Regions from separate parts of the Homo sapiens genome. Here region 1 is linked to region 2. Evidence: read pairs that join two places in POLR2A ChIA-PET (ENCODE). Cell type or tissue: MCF 10A. All regions are shown on one strand. Links, peaks and the distances in the headings refer to the core of each region. The heading gives the core; the rest is flanking DNA.

What was found. ChIA-PET counts read pairs that join two places held together with the same protein. Peaks named below come from ENCODE experiments on the same cell type or tissue, not always from the same donor. Only the 100,000 strongest peaks of a DNase experiment are listed, where the experiment ranks them.
Region 1: POLR2A ChIA-PET joins it to region 2 with 5 read pairs; 2 of 35 experiments call an interaction of 5 or more read pairs at or near these places.

What each region holds. Positions count from the first base shown.
Region 1 is chr6:53,601,719-53,604,635 of GRCh38, reverse strand. No RefSeq gene overlaps it. Among named protein-coding and RNA genes, the nearest start is that of LINC01564, 25 kb to the left of the region's middle. In MCF 10A, for the core only: no CTCF peak of the experiment used is centred there; no DNase peak of the experiment used is centred there.
Region 2 is chr6:53,325,482-53,328,398 of GRCh38, reverse strand. The region is part of intron 1 of ELOVL5 (ELOVL fatty acid elongase 5); the gene reads left to right. Among named protein-coding and RNA genes, the nearest start is that of ELOVL5, 22 kb to the left of the region's middle. In MCF 10A, for the core only: no CTCF peak of the experiment used is centred there; a DNase peak (open chromatin) is centred at 1,578.

The DNA.
Region 1 (2,917 bases), core at 298-2,797, 280 kb before region 2:
CACGTAAACTGACAACAAAAAATGGTATCTGGATTCATGTAGCAGCATTTAAAATTCAGTTGTGGCCAGGTGTGTGGCTCACCCCTGTAATCTGAATGCTTTGGCAGGTTGAGGCAGGAGGATTGCTTGAGCCCAGGAGTTCAAGACCAGCCTGGGCAACATAGTGAGACCCTGTCTCTATTTTTAAAAAATAAAGGCCAGGTGCGGTGGCTGACGCCTGTAATCCCAGCACATTGGGAAGCCAAGGTGGGCAGATCACGAGGCCAGGAGTTCGAGATCAGCCTGACCAACATGGTGAAACCCTGTCTCTACTAAAAACACAAAAATTAGCTGGGTGTGGTGGCACGTGCCAGCTACTCAGGAGGCCGAGGCAGGAGAATCGCTTGAACCGGGGAAGCAGAGGTTGCAGTGAGCTGAGATCGTGCCACTGTACTCCAGCCTGGGCAACAGAGCAAGACTCTGTCTCAAAAAAAAAAAAAAAAACACGAATTAAATTAAATTGAGTTGCATCCTGTTGAGTATTGTGGTGTTGACTTTAGGATTTGATTCAACTAAGAAATAAACCAATTCCATTTTCTGAAACCTAAAATCATAAGCTATTAAGTATGCAAAGAACACAAAAAACACAGCGTGGAGAATAATCCTGTTACACTCACTTTCAGGCCTAAAGATAAAATTTGATTTAGGGAGAACAGAGGCTGAGTGAGCTCCACAGGGTACCAAGAAGTTATTGGAAGAACTGTGTCAGCCAGTTAAAATGTGGGCAGATTGCCCAGCTAACGAGAAGGGATCATGCTTTGTTCTTCAAATCAGTAAACAAATCAAATAAAGGACAGAACAACTTAAAATTGTTTATTCCATTCCCGCATCCATTCATCCATCCACCTATCCCAACATTGGATACCTACTTAAAGGCCCACAAAATGAGTTTAAATTCATCAAAAAAGAAAAAAGAAAGAAACAACTCCTGGCACAGAGTTTCCAGCCAAGTAAGAAAGATTTGTCAGAGAAAGTTTCACTAAAATGCAGCCAGGGCTGAGAATCATTGGCTTGTTTGCAACCCCTGGGTCAAAGTGAAAGAAAGAGGGAACACATCAATTGACATTTCTGTGGCATTCTTAGTTAGTCATGTCTATTTATTTACAGAGCCTTCATACGTACTTTTTTATATTTTAACCAAATTACTATTTTTTGGCTAGTTTACAAATGTACCATTGGCAAAATAAAGGAGGTTATATCTTTCTTTCCTTTATATTTTCTTTACTGAAGCAATTAGGATCTTCAACCTTGGGTCTGAATTGCAACAATATTGGAAAAGTGAATAAACTATTCCATTTATTAAATGCCAGTTTAATAGGTCAGAAAACTTATGTTCAAAAGCTGATTCAATGTAACCTCCTGACAATTGTAGCAAAAAAAAAAAACATTTCTTTCTGGCTGGTCACAGTGCCTTATGCTTGTAATCCCAACAGTTTGGGAGGCCAAGGCCGGCAGATGACTTGAGGTCAGGAGTTCGAGACCAGCCTGGTCAACAAGGCAAAACCCCGTCTCTATTAAAAATACAAAAATTAGCCGGGCATGGTGGCACGTGCCTGTAATCCCAGCTACTCGGGTGGCTGAGACACGAGAATCACTTGAACCCAGGAGGCAGAGGTTGAAGTGAGCCAAGATTATACCATTGCACTCCAGCCTGGATGACAGAGGAAGACTCCATCTCAAAACAAAACCAAAAAAAACAAAACAAAACATTTCTTCTTTACATTTTTGGTCCTATTTAGTCTAGAAAAACTTATGGAAATTCCAATAAAGATGCATGATTCTGGGCATTTGTGACATATTAACCAACTAATTGTTAATTAATGAATTAATTAATCCAATTTAAATAATCAATTATGAAATAATTAACCATATGGACCATCAAAAATGACTCAGTCATTTTTATCTATAGGGAAGAGAGTGAGCTCAGCAAGATACTATGGCACATGTGAGAGAGATCAAACTGACAAGTGCAGTATTTGAAAAGTCTCAAAGACGCAAGAAAGTTAGTAGACAATATTTAGGCTGGTTAATTTATACATAAAACTGTATGAGGTGCTTTTCTGCTATAGAATCTACAAGCAAGTAAGGAAAGCGTTATTGCAGTGCTTTACCTAAGACTTCCCCTTATTTGTAGTTAAACTGCCTGGAACTTCCTGGAAAATAGGAACTTGATTGAATCTCTACATTTGAAATGGATGGATGAAAAAACTCATGGAGGATTTGCAATAAAATCCGAGGTCTCCTTATTATGATGGACTCTGTAGCCCTGCTGCATGACCAGGTCCTTCTCAGCTCCATCTCACTGACTAGCCTTCTGTCACACTGCCATTCTTCCCATTTCTGTACTGTATCCAATTCTAGCCTGCTTGGCAGGAGAGGAGAAAGGGGGCTTCCTGAATGCTGATCCTCCCAAATGCTGTTTCTCAATCTCAGCATCATTGCCATTTGGGGCCAAAAAATTATTTGCACAGGGGGCTGTCCTGTGCAATGTAAGAAGTTTAGCAACATCTCTGACCTCTATCTCTATCTTGTCTATCTACCACACTCTATTGGAAGCTCATTGAGGCCTGCAACTGTGGGTAGTTTATTTCTTGACAACCTATCTCTAACCCCAGACATCTTTGTTCTATTTGTGTAACTTTTGTCCAAATTTCCTGAATTACACTCAAGCTCCCTTTTCAGGACAAACTTTTCCCTAAGATCCACCCATTTTACTATGGCTCAAACACTCTCTTAATTATTTCTAGCTTTCTCTCTATGTTAAACATAGTCCATCCAATCACACAGACCAGCCCAAACCATAACAACAAATCTAACATCAAAACTACCTAAAAACTCCCATGCTGCCTCTTATCCAGTTATCAGACAAATGCTAGCC
Region 2 (2,917 bases), core at 267-2,766:
TTATAACCTCAGATTCTTTGATACCTGAATCAGGTACCAGTACAGTTGAGCTACTGTATTTCCAGATGCTCAGATTTTTTTTAATGGGATATATTTTGCACTATCTAATATAGTAGTCACTAACTACTACTAGTTTTTGAGCATTTGAAATGTGGTTAATACAACTAAGAAACAGAATTTTTAGTTTTTCATTTCAGTTTACTTAAATAGCTATTTGTGCCCTTGTCTGTCTCATTGGGCAGTGCAATGCCAAAGGTATCTGGCAGTTTCTTTTTAAATTTGTAGGTTCATTCATTCATTTTAACAAGAGTGTTTTTTTATATGTGTGGTAGCCGGTAGGTTTTTTACTATCTGTGGTTGTCTTATTGCTGGAAACGGAACTAGAGGGATACAGGAGGTGGAAAAGTGGAGGCTATTGATAATTGGCTGACTTTTATGGGGTCTTGGGATCATTGTAGATGAGATTTGAGGGGAAAATAAAGTTCAGGGAAGGACTTTTAGGTTGAACACTGGAGCTGATTTGTCAGCAGAAAAAAAGCATCCAGTCGAGAGAGGAAATGGAAGGTAAAAGGCAGATGGGAGATGAATAAATTCTTGAAAGAAACGGGAAAAGATCCAGAGTATAAGCAGAACGATGGAAAGATACTGTATGAATTGGAAGGGTGAAGAGGGACTTTTAAAAAAAGTTATTTGAAATTTTTCAATTGAAGTGTAATTTACATTATATAAGCCATTTTTAAATGTTCAACTCAGTGGCATTTAGTACATCCACAGTGTTGTTTGCCACAGTCACCTCTAATTCCAAAACATTTTCACATCCCCAAAGGAGACCACTGCCAGTTAGCAGCCACTTGCCATTCTCCCCTCTCCTGAGCCCCTGACAACCACCCATCTGCTTTCTGTCTCTGTAGATTTGCCTATTCTGAATATTTCCTATAAATGGAATCATACAATATGTGACCTCTTGTATCTGGCTTCTCTCACTTAGCATAATGTTTTCAAGTTTCATCCACCCCTGCTGTAGCATGTGAAGAGTGACCATTGAAGGAGGAGGACTTTTAAGGGATTCATAGGGACTGTCCAGATCTCAGCAAAACCATCAATTCTGCTTGTTGGATTTACCTAGCAGTGAGGCACCACAGGGGTAGGTTGGGCATCAGGAGTATTTGTGACTATAGCTTCCAGCCTGAGTAAGGAGGGTGGGGACAAAGATCTGCTTTGGTGATGGCAGATTGCCTACTAGGGAAGGCAGACAGGAGGAGTGAGTGGATAGAAACTTGTCAGAAGAGGGAGCAGAATATCCTGTTTCAAAGGATTTGGGTCCATTTGGGGTCCTAAGTTAGAGAATGCATGTGGAAACATGAGCTCATCTAAAGTAGGGTCATCTCATCTGTTTGTAGGTCAGCGTCACCCATAACTGTCTGCTGCACTAGTGGTGGACACACAGTTTCTAAAGTTGCAAGCAAGGTGAAAAGTTCTGTAATCTTGCCCTGCTGGGTAATGGTGCCAAGCGCCTGTTGTGAGTGCCTCCTGCTCTGCTGGAAGCATGGTGAGGGAAAGCAGACCTTGGGTTTTTTTCTGCTTTCTCGTGAAGGCCGGTATGGCTGAGTCACCGTACTTGCTGGTGCCTAGGGCAAAACTGCTTTCCAGGCTGCTTTCCAGCCTCACAGTCATCCCACAGATACATAACGCCTCAAGGACTTAGATGTTAACCACAGGTTAAATAATTTGTATTTGGAGTATGATTAGAATGTACAGAGAGGGACCTAACCTAGTCTGGGGCTCTGCGGGAGGAATCAGGGAAGATTTCTCTGGTGTGCACAGATAGAGGGGAAGTGGGACAGGCGGGTAAGGGAGCTTTCCCTGCTTGGGAGCTGCCGGAGTCAAGGACACACTGCAGAATGTGAAAAGGAAACGGGTGGGGTTGGGGGCAGTGAGCAAGAGGGGACGGCAGAAGTTGGGCTAGGGAAAGCAGGTATGGGCCTGGGTGTGAAAGGGCCTCTAAGCCAAGTGAGGGATTGTAGGCTGTATCCAGAGAGCAAGGTGACAAAAAGCTTCAGGCAAGAGTGGCCCCACTGATTTTGGTGGTTAAAAAGAACTCAGGTGCAATGTGGAGGTGGATAGAAGGAGGCAAGAATGAGTGCCTGAAAGCCAGCTGGGAGTCCACAGGAAAGAAAATGGGCCTTGGTGGTGCAGCTAGGAAGAGGTGGATATTTATAAGATGCTCAAGACGATGGCTTCAACAGGCTAAGAGATGACTGAGTTATTCTGATACCCTACCCTTTCTGTCTACTGTGTCCTTTCACACCTCTATATCTCTTCATGCTGTGCCTTCGCTTGAATTATCCACCAACCATTGTGCCTCCTAGGCCTTCCACCCTGCAAAGTCCTTAATAACCTGGCCAAATGCCACTTGCATGAAGTCTTCCCTGATGCTCTGTCCAGAGTTAGTTCATTTAACAAATATTTATGGAGCATTCACGTTTTAATGTGCCTTAAATCATTGCTGACTTGGTTTTCTGGTCGAGTGGAATGTTTAACACATGCCAGCCAATTAACATGGCTGCTTAATAAAGTCGAGGTAAAATTTGAGACACTTTTCCGGCCTACCAAGTGTCACAATTCTTCCCAGATTGTGGCAGCCCACTCCTGCCTCCACTTCTTGAGTAGCAATTTCCTTATTTCTTTCCCCTGCTCCTTGGCCTGCCCAAACCTACCAGTCTTTTAAGTGACAGTGGAAGTCCCCCTCCTCTGGTGAAGCCTCTCCCTTTGTCCCAAGCCTGGATCTTCCTCCTGAGCAAAGCCCTCAGCCCTGTGACTCTCTGTCTCTGACTGGGTGCTAGTGGGAAATCAACTTTTCATGTGAGTCTAGTTGCTTCGGTCATTCAGAAACTCTCTCAGGCTCACTGCATCCAGA